Linked DNA regions of Mus musculus: region 1 is linked to region 2. A link is a loop called in an ENCODE intact Hi-C map of the cell type or tissue named here. Cell type or tissue: heart. All regions are shown on one strand. Links, peaks and the distances in the headings refer to the core of each region. The heading gives the core; the rest is flanking DNA. Region 1 holds the start of Otx1 (orthodenticle homeobox 1). Region 2 holds the start of Ehbp1 (EH domain binding protein 1).

What was found. Hi-C counts contacts between places; a loop is a spot of excess contacts. Peaks named below come from ENCODE experiments on the same cell type or tissue, not always from the same donor. Only the 100,000 strongest peaks of a DNase experiment are listed, where the experiment ranks them.
Region 1: it touches region 2 in a loop (3-fold over the local background); 3 of 42 quality-filtered maps call a loop at or near these places.

Annotation. Positions count from the first base shown.
Region 1 is chr11:21,990,746-22,005,964 of GRCm38, forward strand. Otx1 (orthodenticle homeobox 1) reads right to left here and starts at 10,906. Exons shown (of 5, transcript NM_011023.3): 1 at 10,803-10,906; 2 at 10,377-10,444; 3 at 8,635-8,840; 4 at 7,625-7,776; 5 at 4,019-6,313. The coding sequence starts at 8,731. The coding sequence ends at 5,495. It overlaps Gm32517 (a long non-coding RNA gene), which reads left to right and starts at 7,754. Exons shown (of 3, transcript XR_003949861.1): 1 at 7,754-7,843; 2 at 9,039-9,112; 3 at 9,689-9,839. Ehbp1 (EH domain binding protein 1) reads right to left here. Exons shown (of 25, transcript NM_153078.4): 25 at 15,080-15,219. In heart, for the core only: no CTCF peak of the experiment used is centred there; DNase peaks (open chromatin) are centred at 5,966 and 10,656; H3K4me3 peaks cover 2,901 bases; H3K27ac peaks cover 612 bases; H3K27me3 peaks cover 5,604 bases.
Region 2 is chr11:22,279,070-22,294,288 of GRCm38, forward strand. Ehbp1 (EH domain binding protein 1) reads right to left here and starts at 7,726. Exons shown (of 25, transcript NM_153078.4): 1 at 7,613-7,726; 2 at 6,419-6,805. The coding sequence starts at 6,522. In heart, for the core only: CTCF peaks have their summits at 7,465 and 7,675; DNase peaks (open chromatin) are centred at 7,412 and 8,042; H3K4me3 peaks cover 2,789 bases; H3K27ac peaks cover 2,321 bases.

The sequences.
Region 1 (15,219 bases), core at 2,817-10,816, 290 kb before region 2:
TCAAAATTAGTTATGATTTATTTATATTCCACTTCAATCCCTCCAAAATTTTGGACTCAAATTCCTTAAATCATAATTTTACAATCTAAACGAATTTCTAAAAATTCCAAAGTTTTCATAAGCAGCTCAATAAAGATTAACCTTTAAAAAAAGGTTTTGTGACCTGGAAATGTAATGCAATTTTGTCTCCGAATACTGGCCACCAAAAAGAGGTACAATTCTTTAGAAGCAATAGATTTTCAATGTTTCTATCATCGATTTATCATCAATTTCTATCATTGGCTTTATCATCGATTAAACAGAGTCCAAATCCTATTTGAACTAAAAGGCTTCTTGAAACAATTCTAACAGTAATCAGGACTTTCCATCTCTCAACAAGAGTCTAGAAACAGGTGTGCCGTTTTGTATATTACAGCACCACTCAACTCAGTTGAGAGCAACATGCACGTATTTTTTTTCTCTCTTTCTCCAAGAAACAAACATAGATGTGTTTAAAAAGCAATTTGGGCTCTCCTGTTTGACTGCCATTTAACTAAAATGGTTAAAGGACTTCCAGACAGTGTTCTGCTCCTTAAGGCTTCTGAAGAACTGCCTAGAAATTGTTTTAAGTAAAATGCAACTCAGTTTTAAAAATACAACTAAAGAAAAACAGACTCAAAATGGAATGTGCTTCCCCCCTTCCCCCCCCCCCCCACACACAACACAGCGTTTCTTTTCAGATAGCAGTACACATCAGCATAATAATTAAAAGGCAGAATTGCTTTCTGGAGAATGATATATTAATAACAGGCAGGGAAACTCTGGCTTTCAAAAAGTATAATTTAGATATCCCCAACACTTATCTAAACATCTTATTTATTTAAGATAACTGAGGTAACTTCCTGTGGTCAAATAAGACATTCATTATTATACAATATTATTTAAGTTATTGATTTTCATTATTGTTGATCTTGAGACTTTTCCATTTCCATGAGATTCTGAACTTTAAGAAAGAGGGAGGCATAGTGTGGAAAACAAAGTCACATGTAACTTTTCTGCCTTTAAGTTTTTTCTTTCTTTTGGGGTCCATGGGGGAGCAGATAGGGAGTTGTTTGGTTTTGCTTTTTGAGATAGGGTCTCCTGTAGCCCAGGCAGGTTTTTTTAACTTACTATGTAGGTGAGGTTGGCTCTGAACTCCTGATCCTCCTGTGTCCTGCCCTCGAGAGCTGGGATTATAGGCTTATGTCACCAAACCCCACTAATTGGGGAACTTTATAAAAATATCTTATTGCTATTCTTAAATTGATTCTACATCAAAAGCCAAGTCATTTTCTGGTCATGAATAATAATCATGCAAATTCTCTTTACCAATAATGTATGTATTGGCTACAGTTGTATATCAGATATATTCATTTCTTCACCTTTAAACACAACCTTGACATCAGACATCTTTGACATCATTAACATTATAATTGAGTCTTCCAGTTAGTAATGAATTTATCTCTTATTTTTTAAATAAAAAAAATCACAATAGCCATGGAGAGTGCTATTTTCACAAATTACAAGGTGTGTGTGTGTTGGTGGTGGTAATTTTCTTTTTAAACTAAAACTTGATGTTTTGGTTTGGTTCAGTTTTGGTCTCTGGACTACAGCAGGTGTGAATCTGCTGACACTAATTAAGGTTTTTCATCTTTTTTATTCCCAAATTCCCGCCACCACCATCACCACCACCCCCCGCCCCCCGCCCCTCGATCCTTTAAGGCTTTTCTAAGAAAGAAAGAAAGAAAGAAAGAAAGAAAGAAAGAAAGAAAGAAAGAAAGAGAGAGAGAGAAAGAGAGAGAGGAAGAAAGAGAAGAAAGAGAGAGAGAGAGAGAAAGAGAGAGAGAGAGAGAGGAAGGAAGGAAGGAAGGAAGGAAGGAAGGAAGGAAGGAAGGAAGGAAGGAAGAAGGATTTGCACACACATTCACAATTGAAATATCACCTTCTTCCCAACCCTCTGTAGCCAATATCAAAGCCAGACAAGCCCTCCAACAAGCCATCTTATTCCCGCGACTCTCCTCAGAGTTTCAGTGGGCCAAGAACTCACTGAGGTAGCCCAACTGTCGTGCCCAGAGCCCTTACCCATGTCCGCCAAGAGCAGGCCTTTCGGCCCTCCGGGGCGAGCGGACAGACACGGGCTGCACTCGGGACGCGTGGAGATTTCGTTGAGCTCCCAGGCCCTGTCCGTGCTGCTCCGTGCTCCAGAGTTCGGGCTCCAGAGACCGCGTAGTTCTACCTGGCGTCTGCGGGCTCCAGCCCCTGACGCGCTTTCGGCTTTGAGAGAGGTGTGACCCAAGGACGCTCCCAGGCCCCCAAAACTCCACACGGGCGACCGCGGCCCGCTGCCCCGACGGCCCGCGCGCGTTCCCGCGGCCGGAGCCTGCGCCCCGGCGCGCCCTCGGCCCTGCGCCCCGACCCAGGCCCAGGCCCAGGGGGAAGCACGTGCCCGCTCCTCCTCGAAGCCTCCTGTTGCAGGCGTGCTCGGCGGCGCGTCTGAGCGGGGACAGCCGAGGCGTCGCCGACGCTCCCACCCACACCGGCCGGCTCTACCAGGAAAGTTCGCGAACCACCGGGGCCAGTCGGGCAAACTGACAACCGCGACGAACCCGAGGCCCGCCCACAGGGTTCGTCCGAGCCGCGGCTAGGCCCAGCCTGGCGGGTCAGGGCCTCGGGGCCTCCAGACCCCGTGGAAGCGGCTGCTGCTCAGCCCCGGGACGCCTAGGGCGGGACCTGTGGGGAGGACCCGGCGGCCTCCTGAGGCCTCCGCCCGGACCTCCAGCCCCGCTTCACGCGAACGCCCGGGGCCCGCGGGCCAGGGGCCACGGCGCACGCGGCAGGGAGCAGGCCCAGAGCAGCCTTCGCGGGGGCGGCTGGCCCTGCAGGGATCCCGCGCGCCCAGGCGGCTCTCCCTCCGCCCCGGGGACTCAGTTAGGAAGCTTGGGCCGGAGCTGGGAGGCCGAACCCTAGGCCGGACACGGCGGGGACGGCTTCCCCGTGGCCAAGGCTCCAGTGCCCTGCCGACCTCCAGCCCCGCGCCAATCTCACGGACTAGAAGCAGGGGCTACCGCTGCCTCCGCGGGCAAGTTTTCGTTGTCTCCTGATTTCCTCCGGCCCGTGGGCAAAGCGCGGCTTCTGGGCTCACCTCCACAGGAGCCGTCAGAACAATCTGGACAGTTCTGGACCCCGAATTTTCTCGGGCAGCAGACGTTATTAATACACTTTCCCTCCACTTTAGTCTCCCAAGTCCCGTCCCAGTGGCCGAGCTAGGAAGAGTAGTACCTACAAGCCCTTCTGTCCCCCCAGACGGAAGGCGAGCTGCCCTCTCCATTCATGGCTGCAGGCCGGGCATCTTCTCCTCTGAGGAAGTGAAACTCGCACTGGTCAATTCGCCTTTGTCTGCTTTAACGAAACTTTACGAAAGATAGATAAATAACTGGACCATTTCTTGTGCGAACTAATGGTTTAGAAAGACTCCTTAGCACGAGGTTGGGACTTAGGATCCCACAGTCACCGTGAAGCCACCGGGAGACGCTTCTCCACTGTAGGACACAGATTTTTTTTTTTTTTTTGATCGTTTTGTTTTCCTTCTTGGCTCAGCTCAGAGAGCATTACACCCGCATCCTTTCCCGCCTCCCGACCCTCTTCCCCTCCCCCTTCTCCCCCTCTTCATTCTGGTGCTGGCAATTAGGGTGAAGAAATCAGTGCCAGGCTCCTGCCTCCGAAGAGAAAGGAGCTGTTTCTGGAATTGAGTCCTGACACCTGTCTCTGTCCTAGAAGGCAAGAAGGCGCGGGGTCAAAACATTGAAGAGGGAGAGGCCGGGCCGATGAGGGGGCACTCCCTAAAAGAACGTTTTGGGGAACTCCCCTTGCCATGACTTCCCGCCTTATTCTTCAGCCTCCAGCTTCGCGCAGATCATTAACACGCGGGTTATTAACACAGATTTCCTCCCTTTTAATCCCCTGAGACCGAGACCCGAAGCTGGAATTAGAAGAGCAACGCTGACAAGCCACTCATTAATTTGCTTTTATTTTCGGGAAATAATGTAGATAAAGAGGAAGAGGAGACGGACTGCCTTACATCTCAACAAGTAATTTGTGATCTTCACATCGGACAAATCAAATTTACAAATTACTTTCCCACCTACTGAACCAAGCGGCCAAAACCAAAACCGATAGGTACACAGGTACTCTCCGCAGATTTCGGAGAAGGAAGGTTCACTAAAAACTCACAGAACAGACAGGGTGTTTGAGAGAGAGAGAGAGAGAGAGAGAGAGAGAGAGAGAGAGAGAGAGAGAAACATTGGACCTGGAACTCGGGCTTGGTTTTCTTTCCACAATGCTGTAATTTCACCTTGTTTGTTTGTCTGTTTGTTTCTAAGCGGAAGCTTTGATACTGTGCTTAGACTGGCGAAGGGTCAGTCGTGCGCCCTGACCAGCCTAGCCCCGACCCCTGTATCCTGACTTAGCTGTTTCCTTCACTTCCGATCCTCTAGCGCCCAGCTTCCTGGAACCAAGCGGGTTTCTTTAATAAATACACAAAGGGAGGTGTGAAGAGGGCAGGACAGCTTTGTAATAACTGAAAAATAAGAACCACCATCGTTTGAGGAAGAGAGGAACGGGAACAAAGGGGAAATAATTTTTTTGCTTCTGTTATATATATATGTGTGTGTGTGCGTGTGTATATATATATATATATATGTGATGTATATATTTTAAAGTTCTGTTTCTTGGACGCTAAAACAAGAGAGATGCTCAGTTCAACCAACAGCAACTAAAAACTTTAAGTGGTCCCTGGAACGGACCTGACTATGTACAGCATTCCCGCTGAGGCGGAAGCTTGAATCAGTCCAGCGCAGGGTAGGAAAGGAGGCTGGGGCACACTCCTGCCGCGAGCCTGGCCCAACGCTCACCACTGGTGAGACAGAAATGCTGGAAGCTCGGGCCTGCGGGTGGGGAGCTAGATCAAGGGCAGCTGAAGGGGCGACAGTCTGCTAGGAGAAACAGTGGAGGGTTTGATTAGGAGTGTGTATGTATGGACACACTCCAAACGGTTGATATACGCCAGTTAGTGACTTCAGTGTCCAGAAAGAATAAATAAAACGGTTGAGCTCAAAACAGAGGGTCAGAGCGAAGAGCCCCAGAAGGCTCCAGGTGCATAAAAGCTGTCCAGAAAGACTTGAAGGGGTGACGCACGAGCTGAGAGCGAGAGCGTACTGCTATTCCGGGAAGAAACGGAGGGCCAAGTGGGAGCACCGGGCCCCACCTCCAAGGGGGAGAAGGGCTGCATCCTCCACCCCCAACCAAGTGGCACACAGATGGGAGCGGCAGTGCAGGCAATGAATATCTTTTGGGGGACTGAAAATTAAGTTTTGGAAAAGCCAAGGCAAAGGCGGGTGGTGCAGCAGCAGCAACAGGATGGGGACCATGGAGGGTATAGGTAGTTGCGTTTCTTCTCCACTTCCTTTCCCTCCTGGGCTCACAAGACCTGGAACCGCCACGAGGCTTGGTCCTTATAGTCCAGACAGTCGGGAGAGTTGAAATTGAGTTTCCAGGCAGAGGAAGCAGCGGCGGCGGCGGGCTCCTTGTAATCCAAGCAATCGGCAGAATTGAAGGCGAGCCCAGAGCCTCCATAACCTTGGTGGTGGTGGTGGTGGTGATGGTGGTGGTGGTGGCCTGAAGATTGGCTCAGTGGGTGGTGCGCATGAGGGTGATGGTGATGATGGCCAGCCATGGAGGAGGGTGCCATGGGGCTAAGCTGGTGCGGGTGGTGATGAGAGTGCATGGGCGCTAGGTAGGAGCTGCAGTCTACACCGCCAAAGTAAGAAGAGGAGGGCGCGGGGTATCCCTGACCATAGCTTCCGCCCTGGCCATAGGACATAGGGTAGGAGGCTGCGGCAGTGGCCGCACCTGCGGCTACCGAGCGCTGCATGCACGAGGCGTTGCTCGGAGCGGCCAGTGGCTCTGGCACCGATACGGATGTCGGCGCTGAGCCCGGCGAGATGGAGGCCGGGCTCCAGATGGACGAAGCAGTAGGCGTGCTCAGAGAGGACGCTGCTGCCACTGGGTTCCCACCCAGGCCCGCGGCCGCAGCAGCCGCGGGGTTGGCGGAGGCACTGGACGCTGAGCTAGACGAAGAAGCAGAGCTAGATACGGCGGGCGGCGTGAACTGGCCGCTGCTCTCTGAACCCGAGCTCTCGCGTACTGGAGACGACTTCTTCTTGACCGGCCGGGTTTTCGTTCCATTCCCGCTCTGCTGCTGCTGGCGGCACTTGGCGCGGCGGTTCTTGAACCAAACCTACAGTGAGCAGGGTGAAGGAGAGGGGATCAGGGGGCTGGCTAGTGGAGCTACTCCTCCGCCCCTCGGACTCATACCCCGCCCAGGATCTCGGGAAGCTCTCAATCCCAGCCTCTACCCCTCCCAGTCCCCGGCCCTGCCAGACCCTGTCCCCTCCCCCGCACGTGCTAGGTCCCCAGCTCTGGCTCCCTCCCCCATCCTTCTGCGCAAACCCCTAGTAAGCCTCCTCTGCTGGAGGGATGCGCACCTCCCCAAGCCCAGCGCAACTCTGCCCGAGGGCGGAACATTTGTGTCTGTCCAGCCAGAAGTTCAGCCATCTCTAAGCTGTTGCGGTTGGCTGCTTCCCCGCAGCCCCGTTTTACTTTGGAGGCCCTGTTTTCCTTGAACAGAGCTCAGGAAACAGCAGAGAGATACAGAACATCGAAGTGTAGGTCAGCCACCAAGCCTGGGGCCCGAGGGGTTTCACCGAGTCGGCTCCTGGAGACTGGAGTTGGTCAGGGCGAATATTTGGGTGGGAACAGAAGCAAAGCTAGAGGCTGGACGGAAACAGCACTCCAGTATTGGGGCTTTTCGAGAAGGAAAAGGTGAGATTTCCTTGGGCCTTTTGGCTCCAGGTGGGATACCAAATGGAATGGCAAGTCATAAACTCGCATTCCTAGGAGAAAGTCCGGGCACAGTGCATTGCATTCCCAGACCCTTCTCGAGCCTTCGGGAAAGAAGTTTAAACGAAAGACCGTAAAGAAAGAATTAAACTAAGTCAGAACTCGATTTTTCTGAACGTTTCATCTCAGAAATAGAAAAGCAAGCATCTGGATTTTGCACTCGACGTCCATTCGGCTGCAGAAAACTCCCTAACCAGACAGAAACTGCCGGCGGAACGCATTCCCAGGCAGAGAGCACTAGGCTGTGGCCAAGTTCCATCTTGCACTTTTAGAATCCCCGGGACGAATGGCAAGGGTGTGAAAGAAAGGCCTCAGAGCTAAGGCCTCAGTTCTGTAGTAGCCAAAGAAGCAGACCCTTATCGAACTTTCAGAGAAAGTTACATCCGGGGAACATGGCTGGCCTCCCCCAAACCAAAAACAAAACGACTTTCAATATTGAAAGCGCCCAGGCGATAAGGAATAGATACTGGGCTCTAAGCCATTCCTTTTAATGTTACCCCTTTTATCAGACTTACGCCCAGCGCTAGGGGGAGTTGGAGAGGGGCTGTGCAGTCAGTGAGAGGGCCCCAACATCAGACAGCCTAGGCCAGATCTTTCCAGACCGGTTCCTGCGTCCCTACCCTACCCCTAGAGCCCCAGGAGCGCGCACCTGGACTCTGGACTCTGGCAGGTTGATCTTGAGTGCCACCTCCTCGCGCATGAAGATGTCTGGGTAGCGAGTCTTTGCGAACAGCGCCTCGAGCACGTCCAGCTGTGAGCGCGTGAAGGTGGTGCGCTCCCGTCGCTGCTTCCGCGGGGTGGCTGAGGGGACATGCGAGAGCGCCTGGAGTCAGCGGTGGACCACAAGGACTGGTGCTAGAGGCCACAAGTAAGTCTTCTGGTAGGTTCAGAACCCCCGCCATAGAAAGAAAGGGCCGAGCTCCGAGCAAACGAAAACTCCCCTGGCCACAGGTGGAACAAAGTGTACTTATTCTACTAAAGGCCCCAGTCTAGAACCTTAGGGCCTTCACCCTCTGTACCTCTCATGCGGTTAAAAACAAAGCCACCCTTTCCTTCTCATCTCCCTAAACCCACACGCTCCCTAACTGAGAGGCAGTTAATAGAGCAGAGGTGGACAGAAACAGGACCAGGGGTCACTTTTTCCAAGAGAATAAACTCATGTTAAATAAGTAGGATCTAGAAAAGAAACCCAGGGCTCAGCTGGAGTCCCCCATCATGCCAGAAGAGTTGGGACAAATCACTGGTCTTGAGGTTTCTCTATGGAGAAAAAAAAAAAACCCTACTTCTCAGGGAAGCTAGACATAAGAAAAATTTGGCTATGTTAGGGCCTAGTGAGTGTCCAGATTCCTCATGAAATGTTGGACCAGGGAAAGGTTTTATTTTTTATATTTTTAAAAAAAGCAACTGAGGGAAATAAATCCGGGGGCAGGGGGAGGGATAAACCTGCCCTCCCTAGCAAGTGGGACACAAGAGGAGCCAGGTTGCAGGCACCACAAGCTCAAAAGTTGTAGGCTGCACTTTCTACAGAGCAAGGCAACAGGCGGCGAGCTAATCACCTTCCTGGGTCTGTTTAGGGACTGTGTGGGCTCAAACTGTAGAGGATGGAATCCCCCAATATTTACAGAGGTTTGAGGGTAGGGGCAGAGGGCCACTGCTCACCAGGGTAGCCCACGGAGGGGTGCAGGAGGTCCATGGCAGGGCCAGCTAGGCCCAGCCCGTTCATGCCGTATGGGGGTTGTTTGAGGTAAGACATCATGCTAACAGCCGGGTGGAGGTGCCCCGACGGATCCAGGGGGCCTGAGGCCAGGAGCAGTTCAGGGCTCCCACTGCGAAGTCCTTCAAGCTGTTGCTTCTGGGGGCCTGGCCTAGGGAGACAGCAGACACATGGAAACCTTCACCCGCAGTCAGTTTGGCTTTCAGCTCCTCTAATCCTTGAATGGGGAGGGGGCGCGTGCTAGGAACTGCACAGCAGGCAATCCGAGAAACGTCTTCTCCTTTAGCTCGGCAGCTACACAGCTTCTCAGGAAAGTAAACTTTTCCCACATCGTTCCTTCCTCTTTTAGGGCTTGACAAGGGCCAAAGACACTCCTCGAGTGTCAACAGGAAGGAAAAGTTAAAGCGTGATCAGGCTGAGGAGGTGAGAGCCGGGACCGCGGAGGGTGCAAAATCCCAAGTGAAGTCAATTTTTTTTTTAGTGTGGCGGAAGCAATTTGCTCAAGCAAATGTTCATTTGGCGCCGGGAGGGCAGGCCGCACAGAGATACCGGGTTATTTCGTTTAGTTTGAAATATTTTTGAAAGAGGGACAAAATGGCAAGTAATACAGAGGCCCAAGGTGAATACACCTTGGGTCGCCAAGGCTCACTGGCCACATCATTTCTTCAAAGATCTCCAGCGCTGCCTCCTACCCCAGAGCCTGCAATCACCTTTCTAGTTGACCTCTCTGGGCCCCTAGCACTAAGAGATAGCTGAACAGGAATCCCACCGCACCTCCAGGGTAGATGCGGCCCAGGCCAGGCTAAGGCGGCAAGAAGACGCCAAAGGCACCACAGTAGAAGTGGCAGTTTCAGGATGCCGCCCAAGGTCAGGGGTACCTCCGAGGCGGTCACCCCTCTTCCTTTGCTCGCACAGGCGGGCCTTCTTTCTACCAAGTCTGCTAAGCACACCGAGTCCCACCAGAATTTGATGGCCAACCCAGCGCCCCAAACATTCTAGGGATTTTGGAAGGCCTAGCGTGCCAGGTCGCGTCGCATCGGCCGTCCTATATGAACCCGATGGAGAGCAAGGAACTAGGCCTCAGGTTGTAAAGCTCACGCACAGCCGACCGGGAGGGCGAGGCTCGGCGCAGACACTCTGAGCCCACGCAGCTCTGCTCCAGCAAAAGAAGGGGTTCTGGGAGTATGACTGGGACCGGCGGGGGGCTTGAAGCTACATCCCAGGACCCAAGGGTAGGAGATTCCGGGGAGAAAGGGAGGTAAAACTAAAGCAGCTCCCCCATCCCAACTCCTTTCCCCGCCTCAGCCCTGGGGGACCCTCAGCCTAGACTAAGGGGGTGGGGGGAGGTCAGCGAGCACATAAGGCGGAAAGGAAGGATTCAAAGAGCTTGGGCCGAAGGGCCACAGGCCTGCAGCCTCCGCGGCTAAGCCCGGCTGCGGTGTGAGTTTTCGAGTACTTTCGTCTAACTTAGCAGCCCAGTTCCGCAGCTTCGGAGGAGGCGGGGGAGGGGGCGGCCGGCTCCCGAGCGGCCTGGGGTCCCCAGGGCAGCCAAGGGGCGCCCGGCCTCTCACTCCAACCCCGCCCACCTGCCCCGGACAGAGGTAGCGGGGGTCGATTAGAGGACGGGGAGACGAGAGGGGCCACCATCGTCCCGGGGTGGCGCGCGGCCCGGCGACTCCCTCCTTACCTGCCCTCCGCAGTCGCGGCTTTTCACCATCTACCTCTCGCCTTCACCGAGACTCGCCGGCAGCCAACCTGCAAAACGGAGGCGCACAGGTATTACCCCGGAGACGGCGGGACCCTAGGCTTTCCTCTTCCCTCAACTTCCCTCTTCCCGTCTCCTGCATTTTTTCTAGGAGCTCTGTGCGTGTACCTCCAGGTTTCACTTTATTGCTCAAACACTTTGTTGCAAAGTCCCACATGCTTTTCCTCTCAAGACCTGGCCTCGCCCGGGACCCGGGGGGTGGGGTGGGTGAGTAGGGGGTGTTCGAGGGACAGAGTTAGGAGGTGGCTTGCGCTGGCAGCTGCACTCTCTCGGAGCAAGCCGGAGGCGGTAGGGACTGGAGAAATCCTGCATAGTCACTTGGCAAACTAAATAAATCAAGCAATTTACCTTGTCGGAGTGGCTTGTCTTGCTCGGTTGTTTAGGTGATTGGAAATGTAGCCTGATGAAGATTGATCACCTTTCTACTGCCCTCCCCGGGTATGTGAACGCGAGGCGAGTGCGTAACGGGGCTCGGCCTCCAATAGGGGGCCTAGAGCGGACTGAGTGACAGGGAGCTGGGCAATGGCGAGCCCGGGTTACCTCCGCGCGCCCCCGCCCTCCCTCGCCCCCACCTCCTCCCTCCCCGCGCGCCGGCCCCGCCCCGGTCGCGCGCTAACTCTGGGTCTAGGTTGGCAAATTCCGCTCAGAACGAGTTGAGGAGGGCGAAGGCTGCGCCGGAGTTGCTGGCACAGAGGGGGCCCCGGGTCCCAAGGCTCGCCCGAGGGCCCCCGCCCTCCCCTTGCCCGGGCCGCGCTCCGGAGGAGTGGCGTCAAGCTGCTGGATAACCGGTTCCTGCTCGCGCGCGCGCGCCGCCAGGCTCTGCCGCACTGTGGGAGCCAGGCTTCCCAGGCCGAGGACTCGGGGCGTGCTGGCCCCTGGCACTCCTTGATGCTCCCTGGGGCCCCAGCAACTCCTCCTCCGCTCCCCCACAACCAGCGGTCGCCGCCGGCGCGGGCTGCTGAGCGGAGCCGGGAGTGGGGGTGCAGCTCTCGGCGCGCAGGGCGCCCTGCGGCGACCCGGGACTCTTGCGCCCAGAAAGAGCACCGGCAGGGGAGGCGCCGCCAATTCCCAGCTGCACAGCGTTTCCAGGGGCTCCCAGGCAGTCTCACCAAAGGTGTTCGCAAGTCCTAAAAGCTTCTTCGGAACCGTTGGAACTCAAATCTCCTTACATTCTCTCTCTCTCTCTCTCTCTCTCTCTCTCTCTCTCTCTCTCTCTCTCTCTCTCTCTCATGGATTTGATAGAAAACTTTCTTTTTCACAATCTGTCAGTCTTTCCAGATCTCCACCTACAACGAACAGTCTGGTGGAAAATGTGGCTACACACCCCGATCCCTCTCACTTCATTTTCTACACCTTACTGGAGGAGCCTCCTCGAAACAATTTCCCCGGATTGTTCTTACTGGCAGACCCCAGTTTCCAGCCGAATAAACTTGCTGAGATCGTCTTCTTGTGTGTACTTTTCAAAGCGAGAGGGAAGAGTATTTTCGGCCCAACCCCGAACAAGGCAATATTTTTACATGGCATCTCCTACTGAATACTAGGGACCACACTTACACTCTTTCCTAGTTCTTTTTCCTCATCTTCTGCCGTTCTCACCCCAACAGGCGGGCGAAAAGTTTGAACCACAGTATGTGCGTGGGTGAGTTCGGCAGCCGCCGAGAGCAAGGTAGAGCGGAGCACCGCGATGCCCAGGCCGCGCGGTCCGCTGTGGTCGCTGACCGGGTGCGGGGCGACCAGAAGGAAGGGGGGAGCCCGCTGAGTGAAAAGGGCCGCGACTGCCGCTCATCAAAGTGCTTCTCCCCTCCCCCACGCGACACTTTTCTTTGGAGTCCGAATAAAATACGGTAACAGAATATGACGGAGGGCACACTGTTTCCTTAACTGCTTCTCAAAGGACCGAGAGATCTTCTTAGGACCTTTAATAAGGCTTTGGTCGGTTCTTTTGTTGGTCTCTCAAAATCAACTCCTTCTAATTGAAGTTGGAGCTGAAAGCGAGCTAATGTTCAAAGAAAGTGGCCGCCAGACTAACGAAATTACATTTTTTTTTTTGAACGATGAGGGAACATCTAATCAAAGGGGCAGGGAAGGAGGGGTGTGAGAGGGGACTACGGAGGAGAAAAGGAGGTTTTACAAGATCCTTCTCTGGTTCACAAAAGTCAGCGACACGGGCGCTTCTCTCCAGAACAAAGACACCGCGGCCCATTCACAAAAGCGAGAGAAAGAGAAAGCAGAATAAAAGAACGCGGGGAAAGGGGGGAAATGAGAGTGAGAGAGATAAACCTGCAGGCAGAAAAGAAACAGCGCAGAGCACAGCGCTGGCCGGAGTGAGCACACACCTTAGGCTCTCAGGTCCCTACCAGAAGTAGACCCCAAGGCAGACAGACGATCAGTCTCAGCCACCGGGACTTTCCTGAGTTTAAAGAAAGAAACGAAATATACTCCTGCCCCCTTTTCCAGGGAAAGGCGCAGGCTAGGGTGCACTAGTTTGGCGGGCACGAAAATGTTGACGTCCTGGGGAGTGAACTGAAGGCATCCCTGTCTGGGTCTCCAGGCTGTGAGCCTGGGTTGGCCCTCTGAGGCCCGGGGCGCCCGTCCTGGCTAGAAAACTCTGCTACTCTGGCCTCTTTGGGGCGGGTTCGTTGGCAGTCTTAGAACTTCGCCTGGGTCAGGCTTGAAGAAGTGGGGCGGCTGTACGCATAGGAATGTGCCGGCGAGGTCCCTAAGGCCCACTGCGAGGGAGTCGGTCGCTGTGGCTTCTTGATGCTGTCTCCCTTCATTTTCAGGGAAATGGGAGGAATCGAGTGGCAAGGACCCTACCGCCACCACCCCCCGCCCCGCCCCGCTGCGCCACGAGAGTATTTATCTAATCCCAAATTGGAGGCGAATTTTCTTAATGCTCATCCTGTAAAACCTTGGGATTAAGGAGAAAGAAGCAGCAGAGGGGGTGGGGGGAGGGGAGGAGAGAGAGAGAGAGAGAGAGAGAGAGAGAGAGAGAGAGAGAGAGAGAGAGAGAGAGAGAGAGAGAGAGAAGTTTCTTGAATTCAGCTCAGAAGACTGAGGCAGCCTTTGCTAGGCAAAGGTACGGGTCGGGGGTACTGGTCCAGAAGCTTCGACAGTTCTCTCAAAGGATACTTGTGCATCCAGGGCACAGTAGGGCCAGTGTTGGAGAAGTGGGTGGTGGTGGCTCAGTTTAAGGCCCATCGGCCAGCTGGGTGCAGCATCTAAGTAATCTCACACACACTGTAGAGGCATGACTCTAGAAACACTTGGGACTGGAAGGGGCTTGGACCCCTGGCCAGGAGAAAGTTCTGCACCCGCCCTCCACAAACTCCTCCATCCTCCCCCCACCCCCACACCCGGCGGCCCTGATCCTTTGTCTCTCCACACTGAGTGGGCTTTCTAGGTTTCTGTCCGCTGGCCGGCTGGGTTCTTGCTTGCCCTAAGGAGCGGGACTCCAGGCACTGTGCTGAGCTGCAGTAACGCGACTCCTAGGCTGCGGCCCAAACCCGGGCCACGCTCCACCGCCGCTGAGGGGCGTTCGGGCGCTGCAGAGGGAAACCCCACGAGGCTGGGAACCAAGCAGGAGGGGCCCCCAATCACTAGCAAAGCTAGGGGAGTTTGGCCACCTGGAAGGTCTGGGGCGGGCCTGGGAGAAAGGGAAAGCGCCTTTCTGAGAGGCCCCTGGAAAAGGGAAGGTTTCTCCAATCCACCCTAAACCGATCCCCAGGGTGCTCCGGGGCCAGGCGGTGAATTTCCTACCTGGGATGGGTTGGATTCTTAATTTTCCCCAGAGAGTAGCAACTTGCTGATCTGCTCTCATAAAGAGGACAAAGACTCGATTTCATTTAGTTCCAATAGCTTTTCATCAGAAAGAAAAAGAAAATTCTTTGCTATTAGGGAATTGTAGTAAGTTTTTACTATTTTGAAATACGAGTAAGTGGAAATGGCAGTATACTTTTCGAGTAAAGTGTGTGTGTGTGTGTGTGTGTGTGTGTGTGTGTGTGTGTGTGTGTGTGAGAGAGAGAGAGAGAGAGAGAGAGAGAGAGAGAGAGAGAGAGAGAGAGAGAGAGAGTGAATAAACAGAGAGATGTGGCTAAAGAAGATGCCAGTGTTTCCCGTAAGTAAGTTTCCGGACTTGTTGAAGGAGCTTTCTTTGTTCGGACTCCCAATATAGAAGAGCCCATTTTTACCGGTGGCATAGAAATTGCTACAATTCTCTTTCTTCCATCTCAAATGCACATATCCGCACAACCCCTCCCCCAACCGTAGCCCACTCCCTTTCTTTTCAGTACCTACAGACTTGCTGGTTATGGTGGGAAGAAATTCTCCTACATAGGACCCGGAAAATTCATCACGATGCATTCCCCCCCAGTGGTGTGGAGCTATACATTTCCTGGACTCTTTCAGAGAGATGACTCTTTCCAGAGGACAGTTTACACTCCTTAAGAATGTGACTAATGACTTTGCAATTTGCATTCTGTGAGAGCAGAGCTCCTCTGGATCAGTGTCAGCTCCAAATACAGTCCGGTGTCCTGGGCTGGATTCCACATGGAAAGTCTTCACAATGGAAAGACACACAAACTTCCACTCAAGTTTTCATTGCAAGGAAATAAATTGCAGCAGGGTTTAAGGTAAGAAAGTTTCTGCTTTTATTGAAAATTTATATATGACTCAGTATTGTAATAAATAAACATAACCATTTTCACAAAACACACAGTGCTATGCTAGAGAAGATGTAATGGGATATTTACTTGTAGTGCCAAGA
Region 2 (15,219 bases), core at 3,143-11,142:
ATAGAGGAAAACCAAGTCAGGAATTCAAGGCAAGAATCTGAAGGTAAAAGGCAGAAACTAAAGCAAAACCTGCGCTTGCTTTCAGACCCACATTTATACAGCTCAGGCCCACCTGTGCAAGGCTGGTACTGCCCACAGTGGGTGGGTCTTCCAACATCAACTAGCAATCAAGAAAAAAACCCTACAGACATGTCCACAGGCCAATCTAACAGAGGCAATTCTTTAACTGAGTTTCCCTCTTCCCAGGTTGACTACCAAATTAACATAGTATGAAACTGTCCTCTAAGTTATTTTATAGAACCCACAACTAATCAATGCAGAGAACAAGAGACTGTGCATTGCTCAGCAATAAATGGGACATCGACATTGCATATATGCACACACACATGTCATAGAAGAGGGGGTAGTACACTGTAAGAGCTATAGGTAGCAGACATCTGCAGAAAAAGCACCACAGTACCAGACACGATAGAGTTGTTATTCATATAAATGCAATGCGGCTGTGGCTTCCTGTGTAAGATCTGCACAAGAGCTAGCCAATCAAAATCCCAGGGGAAAGGCTCCTGATGTTCTGGCTCCTGGGTATGGCAAATGCTTGAATCTCAGGAAGATTTTTAAGAAGTGAGGTTCTAAAAGGTAATGACACCTATATACATAGGCCACCACCCTCACAAAGCATTAGGCCCTAATGAGGCCTAGTGAAATCCTGTTTTTCTTCATATAGTTTATTCTTTCTTCCCTAATTTACACCACACCTTTTTTCTTATCCTAACCACGTTTATAATTCATCTTTATGATCACTCACTTTTCAATTAGAACCTCTACATTTCCCTCCTCTACTTCCATTCTTCCACATCTCTAGAGTAATACACAAAACCATCAAAGTCGGCCTGGGGTCCAGCTGCGTGGCAGGGAGCACTTCCCATGCAGAAATCCCAAAGTGTAATTCCCAGGACTGCAAAAGTAAATAAATGAATAAATAATAAGTGAAATGTAAACGTGGCTGATAAAAATATTCTTTCTGTGTGTTCAAGTGTATTTTTACATACTTTAAACAGATTTTAAATTCAGCACACGTATAAAATAATTTGAGTTCTGGCAAGTATTTAAATCAAGAATGAAAAAAAAATGGAAAAAAGAGAGAAAATTATAGGATATGAGTTTAGAAACTGGGCCTGATTTGTATTTTCGCAAGAACACTAAAGCAAAAGGAATGTCAACTAAAATGATTACAATCAATTTTTTTTTTTTTTTCTGAGACAGGATTTCTCTGTGTTGCCTTGGCTGTCCTGGAACTCTCTTTGTAGACCAGGGTGGCCTCGAACTCAGAGATCCACCTGCCTCTGCCTCCCAAGTGCTGGGATTAAAGGCATGAGCCACCATGCCCGGCTACAATCAATTTTTATATCATGAAAATTCTTTAAAGTTCTACTTAAGGATCTACTTACAAATAAAATGCCTATACAGACAATAGATACATTACTTAATGGGCACTATCACCTTATCAGCTTTAAACTGAATTTTTATTAAGGATTTATTTATTTTCTTATTTATTTATTTACTTTATATGTATGAATGCTTGCCTCCATGTCTGTACATCACCTTTGTGCCTGGTGCCTATGAAGGTCAGAAGAATGCAATGGACTCCCTGGAGCTCGAGTTCAGCTGGTTATGAGGCTCTGTGTGGGTGCTGGGAACCAAACCAGCATCCTCTGCAGCAAGAGCAGTAAGGACCCTAGCCACTGAACCATCGCCCAGCTGCTAAGCTGTATTTTTAAATGAAAGCAAGAAAGATTTCACAATATGGTACTGTCCATCTGAAAAATTACGGAGCATTCAAGTCCTTCCAGTATTAAGTCCATATATAATCATAGACTCTGATTTAACTGCCAGACCCTTAATGACCATAATTAACATAATCAAGCAACCTATTCAACTATAATCAAGTTTGATTTTCACTAGTTGCTTTAAGATGTGTTAACAATGGCGTAAATGTTGCACAAGGGAAGAAAAACACAAAACATGCTACAGATTATGAGGAAGAAATGGATTTTTTTCTTTGTTGGTAGGGGTTTTTTAAGGTAGGGTCTCTCTCTAGCACAAGATGACCCTCTTGCTCCTGCTTCCCTCATGACTAGATTACAGGTACAAACCACCATGCCCCACAAGAAACTGACTTTCATTTATGTCTCTTCTCTTTCTTCTTCTTCTTCTTCTTCTTCTTCTTCTTCTCATTTATGTCTCTTCTCTTTCTTCTTCTTCTTTCTTCTTCTTCTTCTTCTTCTTCTTCTTCTTCTCATTTATGTCTCTTCTCTTTCTTCTTCTTTCTTCTTCTTCTTTCTTCTTCTTCTTTCTTCTTCTTCTTTCTTCTTCTTCTTTCTTCTTCTTCTTCTTCTTTTCTTCTTCTTCTTCTTCTTCTTCTTCTTCTTCTTCTTCTTCTTCTTCTCTTTCTTCTTCTCTTTCTCCTTCTCCTTCTCCTTCTCCTTCTTCTTCTTCGAAACAAGGTCTCACATAATCCCATACTAACTGGCTTTGTAAGATAAACCACCCTTGAATTCCTGATCTTCTGCCTCAATCTGTCAAGTACTAAGATTCCAAGTGTGTGCCACCAAACCCATCAATAAACTGATTTTTTTTTTCTCTAGCTGAAAAATAACTTGAATGTCTATGCTGTTAAGAAATGAGATTCATGAGAACCCTGGCAACAACCCAGGCTGCTGTTTGCTCTCCACAAAATCATGGCAAGGCCCTACCTTAAATCATGGAAGTAACACCCACACAACTCACTGAACATGGGGAAGTGGAGCTGGTGTCTACCTAGAGTCTCCAACCCCATTGTGTAGATTTCTTGGTACCAGAGGCACCTGCAATCACCAACTCAGCTACAAGCCCTCTGATCTACAATGGTGCCCTGCCTGCATGGAATGCTAATGCAATGGTGGCACAAAGCTTGTTGGAGTAACCAACCAGTATCTGGTTTGATTTGAGGCTAACTCCATGGGCTGGAATCCATATGTTCCACTATTTGGGTGCCAAGAACCAGGGACTAAATAGTCAGGGACCTAGGGCACAACCAAACATTACCAGTCTACGTAAAGAATGTAGTAATAAAATGACTCCTAATAAACATTCTACTGTACTTATAGATCAGTGCCTTGCTCAGTCATCATCACAATAACTTCCTCCTGCAGCAGATGGGAACAAATACAGAGACCTACATGGAGATAATATTCAGAGAATGAGAGACCTTGAAACAATCAGCCCTAAAAAGGTTGTCTTCATCAAATTCCTCCCCTCAGGGCTCAGGGAGCTCAGCTGAAGAGGAAGCAAAAAAAAGTATGTGAGCCAGAGGTGATAGAGGACTCCAGGGAAATAAGGCCTTCTAAACACAGCAAGACTATGCAGACTTGAGCTCATTGAGACTGAGGCAGCGTGCACTAGAGCTTAATAGATGAGGTCCTAGTGCTGAGAGGAGATGTGAACATAAGCCCCCATCCCTAACTGTGACGCTATCTCCAAGTGATAGTCTCTTGCCAATGAAAAATGGGTTTTCTCCAAACGAGTCTCCCCGAGGAAACAAACCACACTTAAGGTAGGCTATGTGCCCAGGAGTAGATAGTGAACACAAACCATTTATTTTTATTTTTATTTTTATTATTATTATTATTATTATTATTATTATTATTTTGTACCCTTCAAGTTTTATATATATAGTATGGCTTCCAGTTTTGTGTGTTTATGAGATTCCTAAACATGCGAAGGGGTATGTCTCTGCCTGTGTTTCCGAGTCTATATCTGTTTCTTGTACCTTTTCTTGGTCTGTCTTCCTTTTGTTTATCTTGTCCTGTTCCTTTGTTTTAGTTTTATCTTATTTTGTTATTGTCCCTCAGATGCCTGTTTGTTTTCTAAGGAGACCCAGAAAGGGTGTGGTTCTAGATGGGAGAAGAGCTGGGAGAAACTGGAAGGAGTAGAGAGAAGGGAAACCATAGTCAGAATATATTGCAAGGGAAAAATATGTTTACAATAAAAAGAAAGAAAATGAGATCAATTCAAGTATGGGGGCTCACACCTACAATCCTAGGCTCATATACACAGGCAGGAGATCTGAGTCTGAAGCCAGCCTGGGCTTACTGTGAGACTGCCCCATAATTAGATTCAAAGCTGACGTTTCCAGTGTACTACCAAGTTAAGAATGGATGCAATTGGACCACCTTCCTTCTTGGTAGGTCCCTAGCCTTTAAAGGCAGAAGCCTGGTGTCGGTCTAAACTTCTCCTTCTCCCTCTCACCATTCCTCCCCATCCCCGACTGACAAGACCAACCCTCAAGTCCCATCACTTTTCACTCTATGTGCTCTTCCGCTCAATGCCCTCCAGACCCTCTGCCAGTAGCTGGTCCACACACCAATCCTCAGTTTATCAACAGCAACAGTTACACTACCAACACTGCCTCAGTTACCCACCCTCTCCACACCACAGCCTGACAATTTTCCAATTACAAACCTAAACATCTCTTCATCTCCAAACTTCCGCAGCAACCCTGTCACCAACACATAGTAGCCCAAGCTACTAATAACAACATAAGACTTCTATGACTAGAGTTCTTCCAGGCTTTCAGATGCCCTACCGTACTGTGATTCCCCTCAACCTACACTCTTATCTAAGGAAAGTGCTTGAATTTGGATCCTAGAGTGACCTCAAACTTGAAATCATCCTGCCTCAGCCTTGCTATAATTACAGGGATGCCTCGATCCAGCCAGCCCTCATGCTATACCTAAAGCCTCATGACATAAAGCCATACCTTGAATTCTAAGCATGCATCCTGCTGGAGGTTATCTAAATGTGTGGATTTTCTAAAATGTACCTCGTTTCTTCCTCTCTGATTTGATGTACAACTAAGGTTCTCTAAGATTCAGCCTGAAGCTGGGGTAAAGTTCTTGCACACAGCATGAAAACCTGAATTCCATCCTGAGCATCTATGTAAAAAGCCAGGAGCAGTGGCATATTGTCTGTGACCTTGGTGCTGGGGAGGTGAAGACAGGATCCCTGAGGCTTACTGGCCAGCCAGCCTAGCCTAAGAAAGGGAAGTGAGATAAAATACACTAAAATGAAGTCAACCTCAGCTGAGAGCCCAGGAAAGCAGAGAAAGGCACCTGCTTCCTTACTGGCATCATTCTTCATGTGCTGTAGACTGAGAACCCTATGGATAACACTGACATCTCATGGGCATTTACTACCTCCCTGTTCTAAACCTTTTACAAAATTAGTTGATTTAATCTTCTACTAAGTGGTACCATTACTATGCATATGGAGACTGAATTATTGAGAAGTAATATCCCCAGGATATCCAGCCGGGTAGAAACATACATATTTACATTACTGAACCTATCACAAGTGAAGTTACTTAAGGGTCCTTACCATGGCCTGTGAGCTCCTTGAGGGTAGGGAGGATGCCATTTCTGTCCCCAATCAGCAGTTTATGTATATAAACTAGGTAGAATATGAATATATATATATATGTCTTGAATTATTTTAAAATAATGTTCCTTACAAACTAAAAAAAAAAAAAAAAAAAAAAAACCCAAAAAACTAAGAATGCTAAGGTGGAGCAAGCCTTCTTTAGCCAAGAGGACATTAGAAAGTGAGCTTAGTACCAAACATGAGATGACAGTCCTTGATGAAATGGATTTATTTTGTGGTAGTGCTTAATCGCTATAATAAACTAAAATTCAAAAGACCATTTGCTTAAGATTAACTTTTGTCCCTCACTATGTAAGGATTCTCGTTTCTTATCATTCATAGTAGTAAGAGAAAACCCTAAATTTACTTTCCTCAAATGGAAAGAAAGAGGCAAATGACAGACCATTGCCACTAATTGCTTCCTTAAATCCTGCCAAGAAATGTATCCCATTAGGCAATTAAAAGAAAAGACAGTTGCCTGACTAAGCACTTCACAAGAGAATCTCTAAGGTTGTGTGCACTGGCATTCCATTATTCAAATACTGAAAAATACTCTAAGTAAAATGAAAAAAAAACAACAAAATAAAACCGCCATTCTATATGATATAAATTTCTATATTGAGACATATGTGATGTTAAGATAACCATTCTCTGTTTAAAATTATAAAAATAAAGTTATTCTAACACCAATGATAAATGACCATAAGACCAAAACTACTATACTTAGGTGTGTTCTCAGTTGTAGTCCTCTGAGACGATCTGAAATGGAGTGATTAAAATCCACAGAGACAGTACCAGCAACAACAGTGCACACACAGTACTTGTTAGAGTATCTGCACCGTCCACAGCTTCTACACACTTGTGTACCACTGCAAGGTAAACTGGCTACCAAAAGACCCACAGTCCAAGCTACAGGATGGTTAGGCAACAAGACATTAATCTACCCCTAAGCACGTCTTACCATTTCTTTGTACATTCAACCATCAGCTCCTGGTAGGAGGCCACAAACTGGAACTTGGATGCATGTTTTCCCACACGCTGCAGTCGCTTCCAAACTGAAGCCATGGTGATAGGCCAAGAGACTGGAACAGTTCTGGATTAGCAACACAGCAGCTTTGATAAAGCACACGAGCCTTGCATGTATGTCAGTACTTTCAACAAAAACTAGAACTTGAAATGATGCTTGGCGTCCATAAGTCTTCTCCCTGTCTCACAGGGTAAATCCTATCTTAGATCAATGGCCCAGTCAAGAACAGCTGATGTACAGGACAGGATGACTGAGAGGAGGTTCCCTCATGGAGACATCATCATTCCACTTCAGGGACTATATGACGTGGGTTCTGGAGAACTGAAAAGCAAAACACAGACAGAAAGAGAAAGAATATGAGGACAGACGCATGAGAAGTGTTAGATAAGACCGAAACAACCTCTGCTATCTGCGTGGTTTTCAAACAATGAAACAAAACCCCGGCCTCAAAAGCCAGTAACATCAAGGATGGAAGATACTAAGGAAGAAATGACAAATCACACCGAAGACAGGCGGCAATACACCAGGTTGTCAGAACCAACAATTGAGAGATGCCAGTCGGGCCCTGCCTTCCCTACCTAGCATAGCAGAAGGAAGAACAGGGCGGGAAAGTCAGGATGCTGTTTGATATATCTACCACCAGTTAGGAGTTATTTTTTAAATAAACTTTATTTTTCAGCTGATAATGAATAGCCTCGAGCTACTGAATATGTACTTAGCACAACCAGGGTGCAGGGAGAAATGCTGGTTCTGTAGGAGAGGGAAATGGATGGAGAACTAGCAGTGGAGGGAAATCTCACGGCAGAGAGAGGGCAAGGTCCCAGCTCCAGGCCACTTTGCTTCCCCTTCACCTTGGCTGCCAGGAGGAGGGGAATGGAAACTCCTGCCTGGGCTTGAAGCGATGACCAGCCAGGCCAATGGACAGTGCGAGGTGCGGTGCCTCCCTCCCCCATCAGGGGCAGCCGGCCTGAGCCTCGCCTCCTCACGCACCGAGTGCAGACCCCTGTCTCTCCGCAGAGACAGGCGTTGCCAGCTGCGGTCCCTGTCACCCAAGCCTTGCTGTTAGACCCCAGCCTCGGTCCCCGAACCCCGGCCCCTCCGCTCGTCCACTCCAAGCCCTCCTCACACCTCTAATCCCGCTGTCCCCTCCTTAGAGCCGCTCCTCGGTCGCCGCCGCCTCAGAAGCAGCTACCGCCACCGAGTCCTCCATCCCTGCTGGAGCCGCGTGGAACAGCGAAGCCCGGCGCGGTGCTCGTTTGCGGGAGCCGGGGTCTGCAGCTTCCCGGGCGGACGACGCCCGCCCCCTCCCGGAGCAGCGCCCCCTCCCCGGCAGAGCGCCCAGCGACCGTCCCCCTCCGGCCCGCCCGCCCGAGCGAGCCCTGCCAGAGCCGCGGTTCAGCGCCCAGATCCCCCTCCCCCGCCTCCCTCGGCCGCCACCACCATCATTACCTCCCCCGCCGCACCTCTCACACTAACCCTACCCACGGCGGCTCAACCTCCGTCCGCCTCGCCGCCATTGGCCGAGTCTGCGGGAGCCCCGCCTCCTCGGCGGGCGGGCCTTAGGACGAGCGAGGCACTCCATTGGTAGATCTTCATGCCGGTCATAGGGGATCCACCCCCCCAGTTTTTTTTTTTCCCTTAGGTGGAACCCGCCCGGTCTACCCTCTTCTTCTTTAAAAAAAAAAAAGTGTAAATCACGAAGGACGATCCCGCCCATTCCCTGGAATGGTTGAGGGCAGCGGGAGGCGGGAGGACTAAGAATGTTTATAGTGAACTGGAAAGCCATTGCAGAAGGTGGCTGTCCGTCAAAGGCGCCGTGGCTGCTGGGCAGGGTTTCTGGCTCCTGGTGTATGAACTGAGCAGAGTCTGATTCCAGCGGCTGCCAGAGACACTGAGGTGCTGTGGTTTCTCTCCTATTCTCTCCCATCCCCACCCACGAACTGGCTGCTCCTCTCCTGCGCCACTAGCAGCCAGCGGTTTTGCACACACAGCCTTTATTTCACTCAGTTCTTTCCGAGTTTTTCCCTGACCTTGCCAGGAGCCTGCCCCAGGTTCAAGGAGGGCTAAACTGGACATAAATGTTTACAGTACAGTCTCTTCTTGTCCTCATTCTCAGCATTTCTTTGAATCTTGCATTCTCGTGTTCCTTTGCGGTCTCATTATCCTCTGGTATGAGCTGTGGGTGGATTAGGGAGTGGTTGACTATGTGGAAAGGGTGGTTAAAGGCAAGGGAGAGGACGAAATAACTTAATAGTTTGAGAGCAATGTTGTTTACGTCTATTAAGAGGCAGCTGACATGGCCTGAAACTGTATTTCCAGAGGTTAGCATGGTTTTCCTGCTTCAACATCCAGGTTACTGAGATCGCTGAGATGTTAGGTGTACACCCTTGACATCACAAGTATATAGCACAAGATCCCTTTTGAGGCTGTGAAAGCTATAGACTTCTCAAGGGGCAGAAAATATCCATCCTATCCAAAAAACAAAAATTTGCTTTCAGCCTTAGATGTTTCACAGACATCTAAGGTGTAGAGAAAGAATGAAGAATAAAATTACAACTTTTCGGGACTAAACAGTAAAGTCAAATTAAGGAAGCTAGGGATGTACCTAAGAAAGGGGGTATGAGAGAAAGGGGGAGTCAGAAGAGGGCAGGGAAAGGAAGGGGAAGGGGAGAGAGGGGAGCCGAGAGTCAAAAAAGCAAAACTCAGCAATTCCTCCACAAGGAATGAGCAAAGAGTTTGGAAAGAAGATGGAAGCAAGCATGAAAAAGGCAAAATGCAAATTGTTTTCGGACTAATTCCTAATCTTATTAAAGTTGGAGGCAAATTTGTTAAACTGACTTTAAAGTTGTTGGTGTTCTGGGGAGGATTCTTTGTAGGAGGGGAAGGAGGAGGGTGTGAGATCAGCGTATAGGAAGCAAGAATCAGATGGAATACACCCAGGAGAGTCAGAAAGACAGTCTTGAACCCAGTATTAAATCCCATTTTCACTTTCAGGAAAAGAAAGTGATTTAATAATGCTATATTCAAAAGTACATTTTATAGGAAATGGCATAGATAGCACTTGTTTTGCTATAGTCTTAATTCTAGAATGTAAGACAACCAAAATAATGTATTTTTATTTTATATACACTATATAAAGTGAGTATGAGTGTGATTTCTCAGATGTCATTATGCCATTGTGACCTCAGTAATACATTCTGCTTTGTTAATAGGTACTGTGTGTATAAACCTTTTCAATGGATAATTTATAGAAGTGGTCATAAACTATCTTCGTCTAAATTTAAAAACTCACCTGATAATCAGGTGGCTTCTACTCTACTTACTATTATCATAAGCTCTCAAATGTTCTAATATGGTCACTTTGGTTTCCCTTGCTTAAAGAGGGTACTTTATTGTATAGAAACTATCTAAAGATCAATGGAAATGAAAGGGAAGTGAGAGGGAGGGAGAGAGGGAGGGAGAAGAGAGGGAGGAAGGGAAACTAAATCTATAAGACTCCTCCCTCAAGTTGTAGAAAATAAGAGTCCAGTAGCCTTTGTTTTGTGTTGTTGTTGTTGATTTTGAGACAGGGTCTTTCTATGTAGCCCAGCTGTCCTGGAACTCTATGTAGACTGGGGTGGCCTCTAATTTACAAAGATCTGGCTGCCTGTTTCCTGAGTGCTGGGAATAGAGGCATGTGCCCCTATACCCAGTCTAATATTTTTTCTTGACTGTTATCTCACTTTTCTTTCTAGCTACCAAGGTAGCTATGGAAAGAGTTAAATTGTCCACAGAACAAGGGAAGACATTAACTGTAGACCTTGACATTGTTCTGCTGCTGAGCTCAAGTGCATGGGCTGGCTGCTAAGAGCTGCACAGAGCAGCAGCTTCTCTCCACAATACTTTTAAAAATAACCTGTCTAGCAACTAAATTGATTGGGGAACTTTAAATATAGACTATTCTGAAATTGTTTGGTCTGCTTAGCCTATAATTAAATACCAACTAAATGTTGACCATATTAAATGCTATTAATAGTACATTAAAATAAGTTTCTAGTCTCAAAGAATTTTCAGAAACAGATCTTAAGTGTGCATGCAAGAGAAATTACTATAACCTTTCTGAGATCGAATTTCCTAGTCTGTAAAACCAGGAAACATACCCAGCTTTCTGAGATGTAGAGAGGACAGACAATACGACCATGAAGTGTCCATCATACAGTAAGCAGACAAGTGATAGTAGTATATGTTATGTTTAGCAGCAAACTTAAACAAGAAAAAAGCAAAACGTTTTCAAGAATACCTGAGCAAACAACTACTTGGCATGACACGTCTCTACCTGAAGGGCTGGCAGACAGTCTGCTTGCCATCATTAGAGCTAAGGGCTCCCAGACAGTCCGCTTGCTCACCATCATTCCTCTAGCAGTAACACAAATGCATACCAAAAATTTGGGTGGATTTGAGACTTTATGATAATTACTTAGTATCTACTTGCCTTCAATCTTCATGGCCACCCTGCATGCCACATTAACTGGAATCATCTGACAAGCTACAAGTTACTTTTTCCTGAAGCTTTGTGTGCATCCTGCTGACGCTTCCTCCTTGCAGGATTCCTGCCATGTTTCTGCTTTCCCTATTCTAGTCCACTGTTAATACATGACTTGACTTAGTATCAAGTCTGTCCCAGGCTTAATTTACATATAATAGACCTTTGGTTTCTGGTTGCAAAATTTCAGTTTTACTGAACAGAAGAGTCTATACTTTCTTAAAAATTAAATTTTGCCTATAAGTATATCAAGCATAAAATATAATAGGTGGGAAATACCATACACAAATCTTATACCTTCTTTGATATATAAATTTAGAAAAGGACACAAATTATTTCCACATCAGAAAAGCCCAAAATAAAGTTTACAGTTAGGATATGCAGCTAAAGGCTTGCATTATTGTTAACTTTCCTGGTAACAAAATTCTTTGGGTTTTATTATTTTCACAGTAGAAATTGTCAGCAGTATTAGTGCAGGATTTAACTACTGCTGGAATTTGTGCCTAAGAACAAATTTTACTCCAGATAACAACACTGCAGGTGTTTGCACTTTTGCCAGTTACCATAGCAGTTATGCTGTACACAAAAATATTACTGCAGTTTATAACTCATAATGGAATTGTTGTAAAGCCATAACAAGCAAAAAAAAAAAAAAAACCACATAATCCCAACTAGCCTGAAACAATTTTTATAACCTAAAAAACCCACCATGGCAAACTCTAATGCTATTGAAATTTTAACCAACGGTTTTTACAGTTTTTCTAAATACTTCTTTTTACCCTGTGGCATTCTTAAATATCTCACCACAAGCTGATCTTTCCATTACATCTCCACTTCACTTAAGCTGGCCTTTGCTCGTTGTTTCAGGGAAGAAATAGAATAGAATGTAGACAAATGGAATCCTCAGCCCCTTGGTGTCCTGAAAGCTTAGCCTTTGGAGAATAAGGAATAGAATCTAGGTAGAGATTTGCATTGCTCCACACAATAGTCTCTAGTCACAAGTGACCAGAACACAATGTAACTGGTCCAGATTGATATGTGTTGTAAGTATAAAATATGTAGTGTTCTCAAAGAGTCACTGTGTATAAGAGAACATAATATATACTTATTAACTATTTTACATTGACTACACACTGTCATTATCACAGTTTTAATATACTGAGTTAAACTTTACAAGTAATTTCTCTGTTTCTTTACCTTTTTATTCTGGCTGCTAGTTGTTTTGTTTCTGTTTTGTGCAAACCTCTTAGAGAAGAAAGGACCAGGCCAACCTGAACCATGCATCTAGATCAACCTACCAGAACTTAGAACTGACACAGTCCAATCAAACTTTAGTGTTACACAAAATATTCTATACCCACCTAACCAGTAGATATCCATAAGCTACTTGAAACTATCTGGACACTTAACACCTGGTTAATATAACTGAATAGCTTGAGTTTTACTATTAATTCATTGTAATTACAACAAATACAAATAATTGTAACTGGCTGGTGACTACCACAGTGGACAGTGCAGAGAAGCATTGAGGCTCTGGAAGGTTCTACACAATTCCCAATTATCTAAAAAGGTGCCAAAGTGTTAGAACCACACAAGGAGCCCTGCTGATAACCCCAGACTCAGGGGCAGTCAGAGGTTAGATGCTTTTGAAATCTGATCTAAAATCTTGAGAGGAGTAAATGAAAAGCCAGAATGAGGTGTTTCATCTGGCCTGTCCCAGATGCCATGTGAGCCCTCTCTTCAGATGCAGTCTCTGCCATACTGACAGCAAGTACACATATACCACCCTGTGGTGGTTTGAATATGCTTGGCCCAGGGAGTGACCTTATTAGGAGATATGGCCTTGTTGGAGTAGGTGTGGCCTTGTTGAAGGAAATGTGTCACTGTGAGGGTGGGCTAAGAGACCTTCCTCCTAGCCACATTGGAGACAGTCTTCTCCCAGCTGCCTTCTGATCAAGATGTAAAACTCCTGGCTCTTCCAGCTCTTATGCTTCCTGCCTTGATGATAGTGGACTGAATCTCTGAACCTATAAGCCAACTCCAATTAAATGTTGTCCTTTACAAGACTTATCTTGGTCATGGTGTCTCTTTTCAGCAATGGAAACCCTAATTAAGACACACCCCCTTCCAATATTGGAGCATAAAGTTGAGATTTGGTTGAGTAATGGAAAATAGCTGAGGTTTTTTTTTTTTGCAAACCTGACTTTCTTTAGATTGAGGTGTGTGTGTGTGTGTGTGTGTGTGTGTGTGTGTGTGTGTAGTATTTATACGATAATTCTAAAAGAATACTTAAAATGTGTTCTTTTTTAATTATTTATTTTTATTTATATGAGTACACACAGCTGTCTTCAGACACATCAGAAAATGGCATCAGATCCCATTACAGATGGTTGTGTAGCCACCATGTGGTTGCTAGGGATTGAACTCAGGACCCCTGGAAGAGCAGTCAGTACTCCTAAATGCTGAGCTATCTCTCCAGCCCCAAAATGTGTTCTTTTTTAACTCTCAGACTGATGTGAAAGCCCAGAAAAGCTTCATCAGCCAGTCACCATCCCAGCAGTGTATGCTAGCATGTACCTGTAAACCTAACACTTGGGAGGCAGAGGCAGGAAGATTGTAAATTTGAAACCAAACCAGGCTGTAGTGTCAGACCCTATCTGATGGATGGGCATTAAAATAATCTTTTTTTAAAACCTAACAATACAGTATATTCTTTTGTGAAATATTTTATCCAGATCTGTAAAGTTAGTCATAAGGATGCTTTGCGCAATGGCCTGAAATGGTACTATGTTAAGAACCTAAACTGTATGCTAAAACTATATGCAGTCTGGGCTAGCCTTAAACTCATGATCCTCCTATCTCTGCCTCTTGAATTCTGGAATTAACCTGGGTCTGGCTGATAGAAGCAAGTGAGCATCCTCGACAGCCTTTAAATCCAGGTAGATACAGAGACCATCCACCAATGATTCACATGGTCAGTTATTGTTCTTAACCAACATACTGAGTGATTAGAAACCTTAGAAATCTTCAAGAATATATTGTAGGCAATAACATTAAAATGTAGCTATTTGGAGCTAGAAAGATAGCATATCAATTAAGAGCACTGGCTGATCCAAAGGACCCAGGTTCAATGCCCAGAACTGGTATAGTGGCTCAAAAATCTTTTGTTCCTGGTGATCCAATATACTCTTTTGACTTCTGTGGGCACAGGCATGCTCCTAGTACACAGACATGCATTTGAGAAAAACACTCATTGTCTCATGCTTTCTATTGCTGCAAAGAGACACCATGACCACAGCAAGTCTTATAGGGAAACATTTCATTGGGGCTGGCTTAGTGTTCAGAGGTTTACTCCATTGTCATCGTGACAGGAAGCATGGCAGTGTGCAAGCAGACATGTGCTGGAGAGGTAACTTAGAATTTTGTATCTGGATCAGCAGGCAGCAGGAAAAAAAGAGTAAAGCTGGGCCTGGCTTGAGTATCTGATCTCAAAGCACCTGCCCTTCCCCAGTGACATATTTCCTTCAACAAGGCCACACCTACTCCAAAAAGGCCACACTACCTAATAATGTCAGTCCCCATGAACCCATGGGGAACCTTTTCACTCAAACCACAACACTCATAAAACAAAAATTTTAAGTATTTTTGATGTAGATCATCAAAATGCTAACAGTACAGCTAAGGTATAAGTCAGAATAGATGAAGGTTGCAAAGCCATTATGTATCAACTAACTGTCATCCCTGATTTTAGAGATCAATAGATATGCATCATGCTCTCAGTCTGAGCCTTCGGATTATCAGAGATAATTTCACAGTGGTGAAGTCCCACTCCATGATGTTGTACATATCAAGGTGAGTGTTGCTATTACAGAACATTTGCGCATTGCAAGTTAGTGGTCAGTTCCTGGAATTATTACAGACCACAAAGGTTTCAGTTGAACTGGGAGCTCTTTCTGAGAAAGACTTTACAAAATTCAGTGAATATAAAATTAGCAGTGTCTTGACCATGGCTTACTGGTCATTTCTCCTGAAGAATCTTTAATCATATAATAAACTCGCTATAGCTTCATTTCTCCTGTGTTTTTCATAATAAGAATAAGTTCCAGAAATATACATATCTAGTACATGTGTTCCTCAAAGTAATTCTGCAATGGCTATATTTAGTGTGAACAAAATAACATAATATCTTCTGAAATAATTAAGTAAGATGGGA